Regions from separate parts of the Homo sapiens genome. Here region 2 is linked to region 1. The links are chromatin loops, found by intact Hi-C in ENCODE. Cell type or tissue: gastrocnemius medialis. All regions are shown on one strand. Links, peaks and the distances in the headings refer to the core of each region. The heading gives the core; the rest is flanking DNA.

Region 1 (8,845 bases), core at 441-8,440:
TCCAGTGCTGATTCTTCACCTCTCCCAGATCCTTCGCCTGGCAGCAGGGCCCTGTTTCATCTAGACCCAACGTGGTTTAACAGCCTTTTGCCCCAAATTAGACAATTTGCCAGTGGATCTCCATTTTACCTCTCTATCCTTGCTTTTATAATTCCATCAACATCTTTGCCTTTCCTCCAACCCAAAATCAATTGCCACTTTCTTCCTGAAACCTTTCCATGTCTCCAAAACTCCAAGAAACCTTCCTTAACTCAAGCAGCATTGAGTTCACAACTCACTTGTAGGAATGCTTGTTCCTTGGTGCCGTAAAGAAATAGCACTTGAATATAAATTTAATTTTTTTAGTAAGGCCATTTTTATACTTTCTGCAGAAAGGGTACACTTGCTAGCAGTTTTGTCACGAGAGTATACTGAACAAAGGAGACAGGGTCGTTTATAACCTGATGGGTCTACTTTATTGCTGTCTGGTTTTTTTGGCTGGAATGGGACTTTATATTTTGTATTTGTTTTGATTGGCTAGTAACTTACAACTTTTTAAAAGAGGCAAAGGCAGAGGAGAATAGGCCAGGTGCGATGGCTCACACCTATAATCCCAGCACTTTGGGAGGCTGAGGCGGGCGGATCACGAGGTCAGGAGATCAAGACCATCCTGGCTAACATGGTGAAACCCCGTCTCTACTAAAAAAATACAAAAAAGTTAGCCGGGTGTGGTGGTGGGCACCTGTAGTCCCAGCTACTCGGGAGGCTGAGGCAGGAGAATGGCGTGAACGTGGGAGGCTGAGCTTGCAGTGAGCCGAGATGGCACCACTGCCCTCCAGCCTGGGTGACAGAGCAAGACTCCATCTCAAAAAAAAAAAAAAAGGCAGATGAGAATAAAGGAAGGAGGAAGGAACTTGTGGAATATCGAGAAAGGTAAAAACACCTTTAAATAAGGAAGAGGAACAGGCTATGACCTAATGTTTGTTTGGACCAGTATAAGTATGGCAGGGCAAATATTGAGGCTAAACTGTGGGAGCCGAGAATATAAAGTACATCTTTTTTTTTTTTTTTTTTTTTTTTTTGAGACAGTCTCACTCTGTCACCCAGGCTGGAGTGCAGTGGTGCGATCTCGGCTCACTGCAAGCTCTGCGTCCCGGATTCACGCCATTCTCCTGCCTCAGCCTCCCGAGTAGCTGGGACTACACGCGCCTGCCACCACGCCTGACTAATTTTTTGTATTTTTAGTAGAAACAGGGTTTCACCGTGTTAGCCAGGATGGTCTCAGTCTCCTGACCTTGTGATCCACCTGCTTCGGCCTCCCAAAGTTCTGGGATTACAGGCGTGAGCAACCGTGCCCGGCCTGTATAAAGTACATTGATTTTTTTTATTATGGCTGGTAGATATTTAAGAATGTTAGCACAGGTCTTTGAATAAATTTTGCTTTTAAGAGAAATTACTACTTATTTTTAATTAGATGGGGAGGAAAGTCTTTTAAGAGGAACCTCTTCTTTACTTTTTTTTTTTTTGAGATGGAGTCGCCCAGCCTGTAGCCAGGCTGGAGGGCAGTGGCGCGATCCCAGGTCACTGCAAGCTCCGCCTCCTGGGTTCACGCCATTCTCCTGCCTCCGCATCCCGAGTAGCTGGGACTACAGGCGCCCGCCACCACGCCCAGCTAATTTTTTGTATTTTTAGTAGACACGGGGTTTTACCATGTTAGCCAGGATGGTCTCCATCTCCCGACCTCGTGATCCGCCCGCCTCGGCCTCCCAAAGTGCTGGGATTACAGGCGTGAGCCACCGCGCCCAGCCCTCTTCTTTGCTTTTTACACTTGTAACATTCTTAAGCATTGAGAATGTGCCAAAACTACATTGCAGCCCTCCTGCAGCTGAGCACGTGATAGCCCCCAACAAATACATGCAAAGTGAAAGGAAAATGTGTTCCTGCAGGGAGGATGCCTCCCAGGATCATTGAAATAGCCGGTTATCAGCAGTAAGAAAAGTGCATGAGACTGAGAAGCAGAGATTTGCTTCTGGCACCAAATGTCTTGCAAAAGTGTTTGCGTTGCATTGATTTTCAGTGTTTGTCCTCCTCCCTGGCTTCCAGGTCTCTGAGTGGGCGGTGAATCTCCCCTCACCCCCAAGCTGCCTTGTTAAAATCTTTTCCCAGCCTGGACTTTTTGTCCGAGTCATACTAGCCACCAAGTAAACAGCAACCTACTTGCCACCTGGGGAGGTGCAGCGTGGCTTGACTGGATAGTAGCCTCTTTGGGTTTTGCTTCAAACCCAACCTATTTGAAGGTGCAGTGTGCGGTGAGAGTCTGGAACCCTGCAGTGGTGATGAGGGGGAGGCAGAGGGAGGGAAACTGACCACAGAAGGGAAAACCAGTCCAAGCTGGCTGACACTGAAAGCCACCTCTCCCTGCAGCTCAGCAGCGATCTGAACTATATCCTGGGTTCCAGAAAAGGCAGAGGTTCTTACCGAAAGCAGGTAAGTGTCTTGTCTGTCTGCATCAAGCTCAGAGTTGGTAGGAAAAGACTCTTCTAGCAAATAAACCATTGGGGGAAAGGGGAAGAGCAGCCAGTGGGACAGGGACACTCATCCCATTTGTTGGATAGAGTCAGAAGGGGTGGGCACGAGGAAGTGGCCGCCCCTGACCATGGGGTATCCCAGGCAACATCCAAGCCAGGAAGCAAGTGATTTTCTTGGCAATAAGTCAAGAACTGGCTCCTGGCTACTAGTGTGAGGGGCTCATTCCTGGGAACACTCACCCTTGCTCTGCTAATAAGAGGAAGTAGGCGGGGACGTGGTCATCACCCTGAGGCCCCCAACCCAGCTCCTCACAGTGGGAATAAATGAGCACAGCTCTACAGTGGAGCCAGCAGTCTCGTGACAAGTCTGACAGCAAAGTCAGATGGGGAGTCATTGTGGCTTCTTGATTTGAGGATGCTTACTGGATGCCTCTGCGCCGTGGCCAGGATACTGCCCCAAGACTTTTTGTTGTTGTTGAGACAGTTTTACTCTGTCGCCCAGGCTGGAGTGCTGTGGCATGATGGCGGCTCACCGCAACCTCCGCCTCCTGGGTTCAAGCAATTCTCCTGCCTCAGCCTCCCGAGTAGCTGGGACTACAGGTGCATGCCACTATGCCTGGCTAATTTTTTTTTCTATTAGTAGAGATGGGGCTTCAGCATGTTGGCCAGGCTGGTCTCGAACTCCTAACCTCAGGTGATCTGCCCGCCTTGGCCTCCCAAAGTGCTAGGATTACAGGCGTGAGCCACCGTGCCCAGCCTCAAGACCGTCTTAACTCACAAATAACTGGTAATTTTCATGGGGAAGCAAGTCAGTGTCAATGTAATGCAGTAAGTGCTGCAACTGAATATTCAATGGGTTAACAGGAGAGGGCTCCTAGCCAAGAATGGGGTGACTCCAGAAAGGCATGTGGGAGGAGGTGACGTCTGAGCTGAAGCCCAAAGAACAGTTTGTAAATCACTGGGTTTGGATGCGGAAAGAGTGTCCTGGGTGAAGGGGACAGTATGTGCAAGACTCGGAAGCAAGACTGACGTGTTCCGAAAGCAAAAGTTGAAAGCAGGGGGTGAGGGAGAGGAAAACCAGGGCAGGTTGTGCGGGAGTGGGAGCCTGTCCCGAGAGCCGTGGGAAGGCAGCCCCCGCGCCCTTTCACCCACTTGGCCGTTTGGAAGGTGGATTTGAAGGCAACAAGGCTGAAGGCAAGGAGCTGAGTTAGGAGCCCTCAGGCATCCGGAGGGACAATCTGTGGTGATCTAGCAGTGGCTGCACAGAAGGGGAAGCCAGAGGAGTCAAGCCAAGGGAATGGGACGTTTTTAAACAGGAAGAACGAAAAGCTATGTGATCTGAGGAGCTTGGAAAACTCCAGCACGCTCCTCCCTGCAGCTCAGCAGCTAGTATCATTTCTCTAAATAGTGTGTCTTGTTCACAATATGACCCTCAGTTACAATGTATTAAGAATCACTTCTCCAGCCGGGGCGCAGTGGCTCAGGCCTGTAATTCCAGCACTTTGGGGAGCTGATGTGGGCAGATCACTTGAGGCTGACGAGTTCAAGACCAGCCTGGACAACAGGGTAAAAATGCACAAATTAGCCGGGCGTGATGGAGCACGCCTGTAATCCTAGCTACTTGGGAGGCTGAGGCAGAACTGTTTGAACCCAGAAGGCAGAGGTTGCAGTGAGCCAAGGTCACACCACCGCACTCCAGCCTGGGCAATGCAGTGAGACTGTCTCAAAAAGAAAAAAAAAAAAAAAAGTCTGGGCCCAAGGCAGACGGATCAGTTGAGGTGAGGAGTTTGAGACCACCCTGGCCAACATGGTGAAACCCCGTATTTACTAAAATACAAAAATTAGCCGGGCATGGTGGCTCGTGCCTGTAATCGCAGCTACTGGGAGGCTGAGGCAGGAGAATCGCTTGAACCTAGGAGGCGGAGGTTGCAGTGAACCGAGATCATGCCCCTGCACTCTAGCCTGGGCAACAGAGCAAGACTCCCGTCTCAGAAAAAAAAAACAAAAAACTTTGCCAGGTGTGGTGGTGCGTGCCTGTAATCCCAGCTACTCAGGAAGCTGAGGCAGGAGAATCACTGGAACCTGGGAGGCAGGGGTTGCAGCGAGCCGAGATCACGCCACTGCACTCCAGCCTGGGCAACAGAGTGAGACTCCATCTCAAAAAAAGGAGAATCGGCTGGGCACAGTGGCTCACCCCTGTAATCCCAGCACTTTGGGAGGCCAAGGTGGGCGGATCACCTGAGATCGGGAGTTCAAGACCAGCCTGACCAACATGGAGAAACCACATCTCTACTAAAAATACAGAAATATAGGTGGGCATGCTGGCGCATGCCTGTAATCTCAGCTACTCAGGAGGCTGAGGCAGGAGAATTGCTTGAACTCTGGAGGTGAAGGTTGCAGTGAGCCGAGATCGTGCCATTGCACTCCAGCCTGGGCAACAAGAGCAAAACTCCATCTCAAAAAAAAAAAAAAGAATCACTTTTCCACTGGGTGTGGTGTCTCACGCCTGTAATCCCAGCACTTTGAGTGGTTGAGGTGGGATTACTGTTTGAGCCCAGGCATTCATGACCAGCCTTAGCAACATGGCGAGACCCCATCTCTACAAATAAATTTTTTTTTTTTTTTTTTTTTTGAGACGGAGTCTCGCTTTGTCGCCCAGGCTGGAGTGCAGTGGCGCGATCTCGGCTCACTGCAAGCTCCGCCTCCCGGGTTCACACCATTCTCCTGCCTCAGCCTCCCGAGTAGCTGGGACTACAGGCGCCCGCCACCACGCCCGGCTAATTTTTTGTATTTTTAGTAGAGACGGGGTTTCACCGTGTTAGCCAGGATGGTCTCAATCTCCTGACCTCGTGATCCGCCCGCCTCGGCCTCCCGAAGTGCTGGGATTACAGGCATGAGCCATGGCGCCCAGCCCTCTACAAATAATTTTTTAAAAATTAACCGGGCGTGATGGTGCACACCTGTAGTCTCAACAACCCAGGAGGCTGAGGCGGGAGGATCCCTTGAGTCAAGGAAGTTGAGGCTGCAGTGAGCCAAGATCACGCCACTGCACTCTAGCCTGGGCAACAGAGTGAGACCTTTTACAGTTTTCTGTACCTTCTGGATTTTCTACTATTTTTTCTATTACTTTAAGCACTTTAAGAAAGGGAGCAGATGTTCATTAGTAACAAAAAGTCATGGATCATTCCTGTTAGCTCATTATTTTCTAGCAAAACAGACAGGGTGGGCCACAGGTTAGTTCTGGTGGTGGGATTCAGGCAGGGGTGGCCGGAGTAGCCTCTGAATGCTGCTGAGTGGTGAGATCAGTTGACAGTGCTGCACCTCCTCTCTGACTTCCTCCCCACTTCCCCCCAAAACCTGTCTGCTTCTGACTCTACACCAGAACCATCCTTAGCCACCTCCACGTTTGAAAAATAGAGTCTGGAGTGGTGAGGAGGTAGGACTCAGTATCTGGAAATACTCCTGGAAATGGGGCACCTGGGGGCTGGAGGACTAGCCCAAGGCCAGCCACGGCAGCATGGTGTCTACAGCTGAGGTGTTCTTTCTGTCAAGCCGGTGTGCCTGCTGGCTGACTTCCTTCCCACAGTGCTGAGGAGAGAGTTCCCGAAGCCCCACTGACCCCATCTCTCTCCTTCCCTGCAGGCAGCTTCGGTTCCTAACTTGCATCCTTCATTCCTCACCTCAGAGCTGAGACAGCTCCATGGTTCTCTGCGGTTCAGCCCTGGACAGTCACCAAGGCTCTCTACAAAGTTCTCTCCCAGTAACCCTTGTTCTCTACCCCTTCTCCCTAATCCCTCCCTCTCCACTTCATTGTTTTACTCTGAAGGGTCTCCTAATTGGCCTCTCACTGACTCCCCTCAACCCATTCTTCCAGAATAACTGTCCTCATACTACATTCAATGTGGTATTTTCCCCCTTAAAAGCATTCAGTGTGGCTCACGCCTGTAATCCCGACACTTCGGGAGGTGGAGGTGTGCGGATCAGCTGAGCTCAGGAGTTCAAGACCAGTCTGGGCAACATGGCAAAACCCATCTCTACAAAAATTTTTTTTAAAAAAATAGCCTGACATGGTGTCATACACCTATGGTCCCAACTCCTTGGGAGGCTGAGGTGGGAGGATCGCTTGAGCCTGGGAAGCAGAGGTTGCAGTGAGCTGAGATTGCGCCACGGCGCTCCACCCTGGGCAACAGAGCCAGATCTTGTCCCCTGAAAAAAAGAAGTATTCAGTGTTTTGTTACTGCCTACAGGATCACATTTAAAAATTCACTTTTCATGTTGTGAAAATGCCAATCAAAAAGAAAACAAAAAAATTCCCTTTTAGGAGGGCACATGCTGTCTCTAGCCACCCAGGCTCCCCACGTGTGGCCTAACCTGCCTTTGCAGCCTCCTTCCCACAGTTCTGTTCCCTGAACCCTCTGCTCACACCAAGCCCACATCCAGGGTCTGCACGCCCCACCTTCTGCTTTTAAATGCTTCCTTATTCTTTTTTTTTTTTATTTTTTTTTTTGAGATGGAGTCTTGCTCTGTCGCCCAGGCTAGAGTGCAATGGCGTCGTTTCGGCTCACTGCAATCACCACCTCCCGGGTTCAAGCGATTCTCCTGCGTCAGCCTCCCGAGCAGTTGGGATTACAGGCACGTGCCATCACGTCTCGCCTGACTGATTTTTGTGTTTTTAGTAGAGACGGAGTTTCACTATGTTGGCCAGGCTGGTCTCGAACTCCTGACCTCCTGATCCACCCACCCTCGGCCTCCCAGAATGCTGGTATCACAGGCGTGAGCCACTGTGCCTGGCCAATGTTCCCTTTATTATTATTATTATTATTATTTATATATGTATTTTTTGAGATGGAGTCTCGCTCTGTCGCCCAGGCTAGAGTGCAGTGGTGCGATCTCAACTCACTGCAACCTCCGCCTCCCAGGTTCAAGCGATTCTCCTGCCTCAGCCTTCTGAGTACCTGGGATTACAGACATGCATCACCACGCCCAGCTAATTGTTACATTTTTAGTAGAGACCGGGTTTCACCACATTGGCCAGGCTAGTCTCAAACTCGTGACCTCAGGTGATCCACCTGCCTCGGCCTCCCACAGTGCTGGGATTACAGGTGTGAGCCACTGTGCCCCGTGCTCTCTTATTCTTTAAGTCCCACTTCTCCAAGCCAGCCCTTAGTGACTCTGCACACCTCTGAGCCTTTCAGCACGCACTGTCTAAGCCGCTCAGTTGCCATTAAATGGAATGTGAGGGTTTTAAAAATGTATTTATTAAGCACTCTTTGGTTACCAAGTTACAGAACTCTACTATCTTAAGACAATAAGTCACCTCATTAGAAGCATAGTGGGAGACCCTTTTTGTGGTCAAGGTCAGGAATAAAGTGGATCGCTGTGCAGTAATAAGGCAGAAGTCTCTCCCGCCTTGCATCATCTCTGCGGGTCTGCTTTATTTATCTCTGTTTCCTCAATCATGTGACAAGTTTGCTGATGGGCCCCAAGTTTTATCTGTTACAGGTAAAATGCCCCTAAAAGAGGCTGCATACACTTTAAAAATTCCTATGGAAGGGGTTGAATCATTCAGCTTAAGTCAGGTCTCCATCCTTACACAGTGAACAGTAGCCAGGGGATGGAGTTCCAGGGACGTGGCAGTTCCCAGTGCAACTAACCCGGAATAGCAAGGGGGAAAGGGCAAGTCCTAGAATGGGGTATGCTCACCCACTGCATTCCACCTTTTGACACTAAGAACATGCAAACATGCTATTTCCCGTGTATCAAATTTCTTCTTCTCAATATGATTCAGTTATCACATGTAAATTGTGAATGCACTTGTCTTCCCAGTGCACAGTGACACAATGTCATGGCCAGATGCTGCATCCCAAGGCGGTGACAGGGAGCCTCTGTCTTCCAGCTGGCTGCTTTTCTAGTCCTTTCCCACTTTGTTTCCAAAGAGTTCCAGATGTGTTTTCTCATTGTTCTGCATCCCAGCACTTAGATGATCTTTTCTACCCCAATACCCCCTACACCCTCTAAATTCCTTCAGAAAAGAAGGTAGAGGAGGCCGGGCATGGTGGCTCATGCCTGTAATCCCAGCACTTTGGGAGGCTGAGGCGGGCAGATCAGGAGGTGAGGAGATGGAGACCATCTTGGCCAACATGGTGAAACCCCATCTCTACTAAAAATACAAAAATTAGCCATTCGTGGTGGTGTGAGCCTGTAGTCCCAGCTACTCAGGAGGCTGAGGCAGGAGAATAGCTTGAACCCAGGAGGCGGAGGTTACACAGTGAGCCAAGATCGCACCACTGCACTCCAGCCTGGACGACAGAGTGAGACTCCGTCTCAAAAAAAAAAAG
Region 2 (8,845 bases), core at 396-8,395, 100 kb after region 1:
GCCTTGGCCTCCCAAAGTGCTGGAATTACAGGCGTGAGCCACCGCACTTGGCCTACTTGAGTTTTTTTAAATTGAGTTGTAAGAAGTCTTTGTTGTTATTGTTGTTTTTGAGACAGAGTCTATCTCTGTTGCCCAGGCTGGAATATAGTGGTGTGGTCTCAGCTCACTGCAACCTCAGCCTCCCAGGTTCAAGCGATTCTCCTGCCCCCACCTCCTGAGTAGCCGGGATTATGGGTGTCTGCCACCATACCTGGCTAATTTTTGTATTTTTAGTAGAGACGGAGTTTTACCATGTTGGCGAGGCTGGTCTGGAACTCCTGACCTCTAGTGATCTGCCCGCCTTGGCCTCCCAAAGTGTTGGGATTACAGGCGTGAGCCACCGCGGGCAGTTGTAAGAATTCTTTATATGTTTTGGTCACCAGATTCTTATCAGATACATGATTGCTAGATATTTTCATTCATGCTATAGTTTGTCTTTTTACTTACTTTCTTGGCAGTATCCTTTGACATACAAACATTTTTAATTTTGGTGAATTCCAGTTTGTCTTTTTTTTTTTTTTTTTTTTTGAGAGCATGAGGAAGGGCTTGTAGTTGCCTATTCTTTTTTTTTTTTGAGACAGTCTCGCTCTGTCGCCCAGGCTGGAGTGCAGTGGCACTATCTTGGCTCATTGTAACCTCCGTCTCCCAGCTTCAAGCAATTCTTCCACCTCACCCTCCCAAGTAGCTGGGATTACAGGCGCACACCACGATGCCAGGCTAATTTTTTGTGTTTTTAGTAGAGATGGGGGTCTCACCATGTTGGCCAGACTGGTCTTGAACTCCTGACCTCAGATGATTTGCCCACCTCAGCCTCCCAAAGTGCTGGGATTACAGGCGTGAGCCACCGTGCCCTACCTGTCTTAACGTTTTTTTATTATGCTTTGAGTGTCTTATCTAAGAAACCATTGGCTAATACAAGGTCATGTACATTTTCACCTGTGTTTCCTTCTGAGAATTTTATAGTTTTAGCTTTTAAATTTAGGTCTTTGATCTGTGTTTTTTTTTTTTTCTCCTGAGATGGAGTCTCGCTCTGTCGCCCAGGCTGGAGTGCAGTGGTGCTGTCTCAGCTCACTGCAACCTCCACCTTCCTGGGTTCAAGCAATTCTCCTGCCTCAGCCTCCCAAGTAGCTGGGATTACAGGCATGCACCACAGGCGTGCACCACGATGCCTGGCTAATTTTTGTATTTTTAGTAGAGATGGGGTTTCACCATGTTGGCCAGGCTGGTCTCGAACTCCTGACCTCGTGATCCACCTGCCTTGGCCTCCCAAAGTGCTGGGATTACAGACGTGAGCCACTGCGCTTGGCCTGATCTGTTTTGAGTTAATTTTTACATATGGTTTGAAGTAGGGATTCAGATAAGTTCTTCTGCATAGTACTGTGGTTTCAGTGTCCCCTCAAATTCATATTGTAACTTAGCTCCCAATGTGGCAGTATTAGGAGATGAGGGCTTTTAGAGGTAATTGCATCTTGAGCACGTTGTCCTTGTCTTAGTTCATTTATATTGCTATAAAGGTACACCCGAGGCTGGGTAATTTATAAAGAAAAGAAGTTTATTTGGCTCCTGTTTCTTTCTTTTTTTTTTTTTTTTTTTTGAGACGGAGTCTCGCTCTGTCGCCCAGGCTGGAGTGCAGTGGTGCGATCTCAGCTCACTGCAAGCTCCGCCTCCCAGGTTCACGCCTTTCTCCTGCCTCAGCCTCCTGAGTAGCTGGGACTACAGGTGCTTGCCACCACACCCGGCTAGTTTTTTGTATTTTTAGTAGAGACGGGGTTTCACCATGTTAGCCAGGATGGTCTCAATCTCCTGACCTCGTGATCTGCCCGCCTCGGCCTCCCACAGTGCTGGGATTACAGGCGTGAGCCACCGCACCTGGCCTGGCTCTTGGTTCTTCAGGCTGTTTAAGAAGCATGGCACTGGCGTCTGCATCTGGTGAGGGCCTCAAACTGCTTCCACTCATGGTGAAAAGGGGAAGCTCATGTGTGCAGAGATCACATGACAAGAACAGAGGCCAGTGAGAATAGGAAGGGAGGTGCCATGCTCTTTTTAACAACTAGTTCTGGCAGAAAGGAACTGAGCAAGAACTCACTGAGAACCTTGAAGATGGTACCAGGTCATCCATGAGGGATGCACTCCCGTGACCCAAACACCTCCCATTAATCCCCACTTCCAGCATTTGGGATCAACTCTCAACATGAGATTTGGAGGGTTTAAACAAAGCAAAATATAGTAGCCGTTACAAATGGATTAATCCATTCGTGGGTTAATGGATTAATGAGTTATGTGAGTGGAACCAGTGGCTTTATTAGAAGAGGAAGAGAGACCTGGAGCTCACACATTAGCATGCTCAGCCCCCTCGCCATGTAATACTCTGTGCTGCCTCGGGACTCTGTTTGAGGTCAAAGGCAGCCCCTCAACCTTGGACTTCTCAGCCTCCAGAACTGTGAGAAATAAATTCCTTTTCTTTATAAACTATCCAGTTTCAGGTATTCTTTCATAAACAAAAGAAAATGGACTAATACACATGGGGATCTCTTGTTGTTGTCTCAGCACCATTTGTTGAAAAGTTATTCTTTCTCCCATTGGTTGACCTTGGTACCTTTCTCAAAAATCAATTGACCATATATGTATGGATTTATTTTTCCCTTCTCAATTCAATTCCATTGGTCTGTATACCTGTTGTTATACCATACTATTTTTATTGCTGTAGCTTTGTAGTAAATTTTGAAATTATGAAGTGTGAGCCCTTCAACTTTGTTCTTCCTTTTCCAAGATTGCTTTGACTATTCTGTGTCTCTTGCATTTCCATATTAATTTTAGGATTGGCTTGTCTATTTCTGGAAAAAACAGAGTTGGAATTTTGATGGGGATTACATTAATGTGTAGATCAATTTGGGGAGTCCTGCTATCTCAAATCAGCTTTTTTTTTTTTTTTTTTAAGACAGAGTTTCGCTCTTGTTGCCCAGGTTGGAGTGCAATGGCGTGATCTTGGCTCACCGCAACCTCTGCCTCCCAGGTTCAAGTGATTCTCCTGCCTCAGCCTCCCAAGTAGCTGGGATTACAGGCATGCGCCATCATGCCTGGCTTATTTTGTGTTCTTAGTAGAGATGGGGTTTCTCCATGTTGGTCAGGCTGGTCTCAAGCCCCCGACCTCGGCTGCTTCGGCCTCCCAAAGTGCTGGGATTACAGGCATGAGCCACTGCGCCCGGCTTACATCAGCTTTTCAAGGCAGATTTGTATAACCCAATTTGAAATTGAGCCATAATATATTATTTCCAGAGATGTGTACTGTTTCATTCTTATCTTAGCTTTTCTATCAGGAACAGAAGATGGTTGATCTCGACCACTGTGAAGCCAGACCTTGGGTGGTGCATGGTGGAATTCTGCATTCTTTTCCCTCAGATCTGTCCTCCATCAGTCTGTCTCCCAATCTGCAAGATGCTTAGGGGGTATGATAACGCTAGAACCTGAAAACTGCAATCATGATTGGCTGTCTGGAATTTGGTTGTTTAAAACAAAACAAAAGACTGGGCATAGTGGCTCACACCTGTAATGCCAGCACTTTGGGAGGCCGAGGTGGGCAGATCATGAGGTCAAGAGATCGAGACCATCCTGGCTAACATGGTGAAACCCTGTCTCTATTAAAAATACAAAAAATTGGCCGGGCACGGTGGTTCACACCTGTAATGCCAACACTTTGGGAGGCCGAGGTGGGTAGATCATGAGGTCAAGAGATCGAGACCATCCTGGCTAAGACGGTGAAACCCCTTCTCTACTAAAAATACAAAAAATTAGGTGGGTGTGATGGTGGGTGCCTGTAGTCCCAGCTACTGGGAAGGCCGAGGCAGGAGAATGGCGTGTACCCGGGAGACAGAGCTTGCAGTGAGCCAAGATCACGCCACTGCACTCCAGCCTGGGTGACAGAGCGAGACTCCATCTCAAAAAAAAAAAAAAAAAAAAAAAATTAGCCAGGAGTTGTGGCGGGCGCCTGTAGTCCCAGCTACTCAGGAGGCTGAGGCAGGGGAATCGCTTGAACCTGGGCAGCAGAGGTTGAAGTGAGTTGAGATCGCGCCATGCACTCCATTCTGGGCAACAGAGTGAGGCTACATCTCAAAAAAAAAAAAAAATCTTGCTCCTTTATTTATTTATTTTTTTTGTAGAGACATTTGTTTCGCCATGTTCCTCAGGCTGGTCTCAAACTTCTGAGCTCAGGCGATCTTTATGCCTTAGCCTCCCAAAGTGCCACTCTGCCCCAAACATCTGTTTTCTTTTTCAGACAGAGTCTCACACTCTTTCCCAGGCTGGAGTGGAGTGCAGTGGTGCAATCTCTGCTCACTGCAACCTCTGCCTTCTGGGTTCAAGCAATTCTCATGCCTCAGCCTCCTGAGTAGCTGGGATTAAAGGAGCGCGCCATCACGCCCAGCCAATTTTTGTATTTTTAGTAGAGATGTCATTTCACCATGTTGGCCAGGCTGGTGTCAAACTCCTGACCTCAGGTGATCCGCTCGCCTTGGCCTCCCAGAATGCTGGGATTACAGGCATGAGCCACTGTGCCCGGCCAACATCTGGTTTCTTAATTGCTGGTCCAGTAAGGTATATTTTGAGGTATTTGTTTTTGCTATTTAATGAACAATTGAACCATTCTGTCTATATGTTCAATGGACCTTTTTGATTTGATTGTAATTATTTGGACTGCCTAGAGTGTTATCGCAAGGCTAATTGCCTGAATACTTGCTAAAACAAAGATCATGGAGCTCTACCCTAGACCTACAGGACCAGATACTGCATGCTAGGACTTGGGAATCTATAATTTAATGTGTTTTATAGGTAATTTAAATGTGTTTCCAGTTTGGGGAACCATAGATTTCGAAAGTATTTTGCTCTGGGAGCTCTAGTCCATTCAACTTGGCTAAACTTGTTAATCTTCTATTCACTTTGATAGCTCTGAATGAATTTTAGGGCTGGAATATAATGATTACTGACTCACTTGACTTCATTTGAAACAAGTGGGTGGGACTTAGTGTGCTAAAGTCTGTTTATCTTTGAAATATTTGTATCTTGGTTTATAGTCCAGAATTTATGCAGCATTGGCCCCACTGCGTAGCTCTGTGCTTTAGAAAAACTAGGTGGAGAGGATTAATTAAATGCAAATCACTGAATCTCTCTGTGTCACTGGTCAGCTAAATAAATAGCCTTTGTGTCCTAACAGCAGCAGACATTTTCTGGTTTAGGTTTTCCACATGGTTTATTATGAAGTATGACAACTTGTCATGTGTAATCAGCATCACATTAGTCTCAAGAGAATAAGCTCTCCTTTAATCAGCTGCTTTTCTTTAATCTGGTGGGGTGAGGCATATGGTAACCATGACATTTTTGTCATTTGCTTTGTGGGATGGTGGTGGTATTGATGGTGGTGTGATTGGATGTGTGTGGGTGTATGTATGTTTTGGGTATGTAGATTTTCCAAAAAGGGGCAGATGACAGATGGCAGATAAAGCATTCATGTATTCCTTGTCACTGTGCGTCAAAAATTATAGTCGTATGTCCTGGGAGTCAATAATAATTCTATTTACCAGAATATGTAGTTTCTAATGTTATTTCTCTGTTATTTATTAGAACTTGGGCTAGTCATTAAATTCTCTGAAGTCTCATATTCTTTATGTAATGAGGATAGACTTGACAGCCTTTACAGACTATAAACCTGTAAAGTTCTATGATTCAGTCACTGATTAAACTCTCATAAGTATGCAAGTAATAGTGGAGGTCTTATTCTTTCCATTCCTAGTTCTCAGTATCTCCATCGTGACTCATCGCCATAAATAAATGCTCTATTTATCTTCCTATCTATGCAGTTGGTCTGTTGTCATATTTGCCTGATGCAATATGACTTCTCATTTTCTTTTCTTTCTTTTTTTTTTTTTTTTTTGAGACAGAGCCTCACTCCGTCACTGTCACCCAGGCTGGAGTGCAGTGGTGCGATCTCGGCTCACTGCAAGCTCTGCCTCCCAGATTCATGCCATTCACCTGCCTCAGGCTCCTGAGTAGCTGGAACTACAGTCGCCCACTACCATGCCTGGCAATTTTTTTTTTTTTTTTTGTATTTTTAGTAGAGATGGGGTTTCACTGTGTTAGCCAGACTGGTCTCGATCTCCTGACCTCGTGATCCGCCTGCCTCGGCCTCCCAAAGTGCTGGGATTACAGGCATGAGCCACTGCGCCCGGCCTTATTTCTTTTACCTTTTGTCATTTGAGCTGTCCTCAAAATATACTGATAACTTTGTATTTTTTATTTATTTGTATTTTTAAGCTACACCTGCTGGAATGGGAACTTTGTATTTTTTTAATTCCTTTGAATTTATTTATAATTCTTATTTTATTGTGTTTTTTTAAGTGTCTCCTCTCCCTAGCGAGGTTGCCATGTATACATAGAGAATACAGTGAGCTTTTCATCTGTACATATAAATCTTTACGTTGTAACTCTAAGTTTTTATCATAGTAGATAGTGGTAGCTGTCAAGTATTTGAATATTTTTTTAGTCCATATTTCACACAAGTCTAGGACAAAGGAAGTATATCCCAAAGTGTTTGTAATCTGTTTAGAATGATGATAATAAAGTACAAAATCATCAAACAGCATAGGATAGTGTATTTTTAAGTGTTAAACTTTGTGACACAGACTAAATGTATAAATGTTTAAGGTCAGTGATAGACCTGTAAACATAATAGTCAGTGAAGACATTTTGAAGTAGAGAGTTACATTGGTTTTTCAAGGATAGACAGAATTTGAATTATCAGGAAACAGAAGGACAGTTTATGTTGAGCAAAAATGTAGAATAATATGTTTGAGGTTTTTGTTTGTTTTGTTTTTTAGAGATAGGTTCTTGCTGGCGGGGCACAGTGGCTTACGCACTTTGGGAGGCTGAGGCGGGCGGATCACAAGGTCAGGAGTTCAAGACCAGCCTGGCCAACATAGTGAAACCCTGTCTCTACTAAAAATATAGGAAATTAGCCAGGCATGGTTCCGGGCGCCTGTAATCCCAGCTACTAGGGAGGCTGAGGTGGGAAAATCATTTGAACCCAGGAGGCGGAGGTTGCAGTGAGTAGAGATCGTGCCACTGCACTCCAGCCTGGGCAACCGTGTGAGACTCTGTCTCAAAAAAAAAAAAAAAAAGAAAGAAAGAAATGAGTTCTTGCTATGTTGCCCAGGCTGGAGTGCAGTGGCTACTCACAGGCATGATTATAGCACACTATGGCCTCAAACTCCTGAGCTCAAGGGGTCTTCCTGCCTAGGCCTCCCAAGTAGCTGGGACTGTAACATGCTACTGCATCTGGCTTGTTTTGTTAGATAGTGAGAAATTGGCAGTGAGTTCATACTGGATGCAAATAGTAATACTTTTTTAAAAAATTCCTTACCACATATAATTTAATGTGGCTTATGATGCATAATGGAAAAATCCAAATAGTAAATAAAAAAATCAGGAGTAGGAAAATTGTACATGTCTATAGTAGGAATAACAGATCATAGATAGGTAAGTAGTCTGTGAGATCCTCTACAATTATACTAGTGCTGAGCTGTGAATTTGGTTCTTGGGAAAGCCAAATACATACATACATACATATGTATACACACACACACACACATATATATACTATAAAACAGAGGGTATATTTAGTTCCAGGAATCTTTTACCCCTATAATTTAGAAGCTATACTAGTTCCTTTTGGTTGGAAAATAGTTTTTTAAAAGATTTCTTTTTTCCCACTAAGAGCTTTATAACATAGGACACAGAAATGCAGTAGAAAATGTTGTCAATATCGGCCAGACGCGGTGGCTCACTCCTGTAATCCCAGCACTTTGGGAGACCAGGGTGGGCAAATCATGAGGTCTACAATTCAAACCTTGTAGAAAAATGGATCCAATAGGTTATATTATCTGCAAGAAGTCTAAAACGTGTAGGTGTTCTGAGTTTCTGATTAAGGGGAGGTCAAGAGTAGAATGATAGATATTAAGTTAGAAATGTTTTTGTGGAATAGAGGGCTAACTTTTTTCAGCCTGGTTGTTATTTCTGTTTCTGTCATTGAAGTATGTTTGAAGGAGTGTTAGTAGCTACAAGAAGGATTGATTTCTCTTAAAAGCACGTTCATTCACTGTAGCTTATGACAGTGATTGATCAAAATTCTTACATTGTTGAGTATGACAGAGATTACCTTAGCCTGGAAAAAAATTGAAGGCAAGTCCATTAGAGGCAAGCCACCCTTGGAAACAGGTTGCAGAACATCTGGTATTCAGGAATACAGCTTTTTAGTAAAACTTCCCCAATCAATTTGTTGTGCAATGTCCAACAAATTTAAGCAACACATATTAAGCCATTCTCTCTAGCAGCAATTGAAGAGCAAGAATAACTGCCTGTCAAGATTTCTCCTAGTTTGTGTTAAAACAGCCTTATTTTATATTACATGGCATTATCTAAACTGACAGAGGTTGTCCTGCTATTCCTACCTTTCACAGTGTGGAAAGCAGGTTCTGTATAAGCATCTTTGATTAAAAATCTGTGATGAGCTAATTTCTGTTCACAGAGATAAGGGGCCAGGAAAGATAATTATCTAATAATACAATTTTAGAGCATGAAAAGAATTGGTGAGTGGGAGCACCTGTCGATTGGGCATTTATCTCATTACTCTTCACAACTACCCTTTGTGGTGGGTATTATTTTCCCATTTTATATAAGAGGAGAGACGGTGGCTCACGCCTGTAATCCCAGCACTTCGGGAGGCTGAGGCAGGCGGATCACTTCAGGTCAGGAGTTCGAG

What was found. A loop is a pair of places that touch in the nucleus more often than their neighbours do. Peaks named below come from ENCODE experiments on the same cell type or tissue, not always from the same donor. Only the 100,000 strongest peaks of a DNase experiment are listed, where the experiment ranks them.
Region 2: it touches region 1 in a loop (3-fold over the local background); 1 of 110 quality-filtered maps calls a loop at or near these places.

What each region holds. Positions count from the first base shown.
Region 1 is chr22:17,567,521-17,576,365 of GRCh38, forward strand. It overlaps SLC25A18 (solute carrier family 25 member 18), which reads left to right. Exons shown (of 11, transcript NM_031481.3): 2 at 2,404-2,466. It overlaps LOC105372850 (a long non-coding RNA gene), which reads right to left and starts at 2,558. Exons shown (of 3, transcript XR_001755420.2): 1 at 2,458-2,558. RefSeq lists enhancers at 1,149-1,900, 1,901-2,651. In gastrocnemius medialis, for the core only: no CTCF peak of the experiment used is centred there; DNase peaks (open chromatin) are centred at 2,795, 3,501 and 8,371; H3K4me3 peaks cover 2,168 bases; H3K27ac peaks cover 5,140 bases.
Region 2 is chr22:17,667,418-17,676,262 of GRCh38, forward strand. All of the region lies in intron 2 of BCL2L13 (BCL2 like 13), which reads left to right. Among named protein-coding and RNA genes, the nearest start is that of BCL2L13, 33 kb to the left of the region's middle. In gastrocnemius medialis, for the core only: no CTCF peak of the experiment used is centred there; DNase peaks (open chromatin) are centred at 4,484 and 6,024; H3K27ac peaks cover 6,286 bases.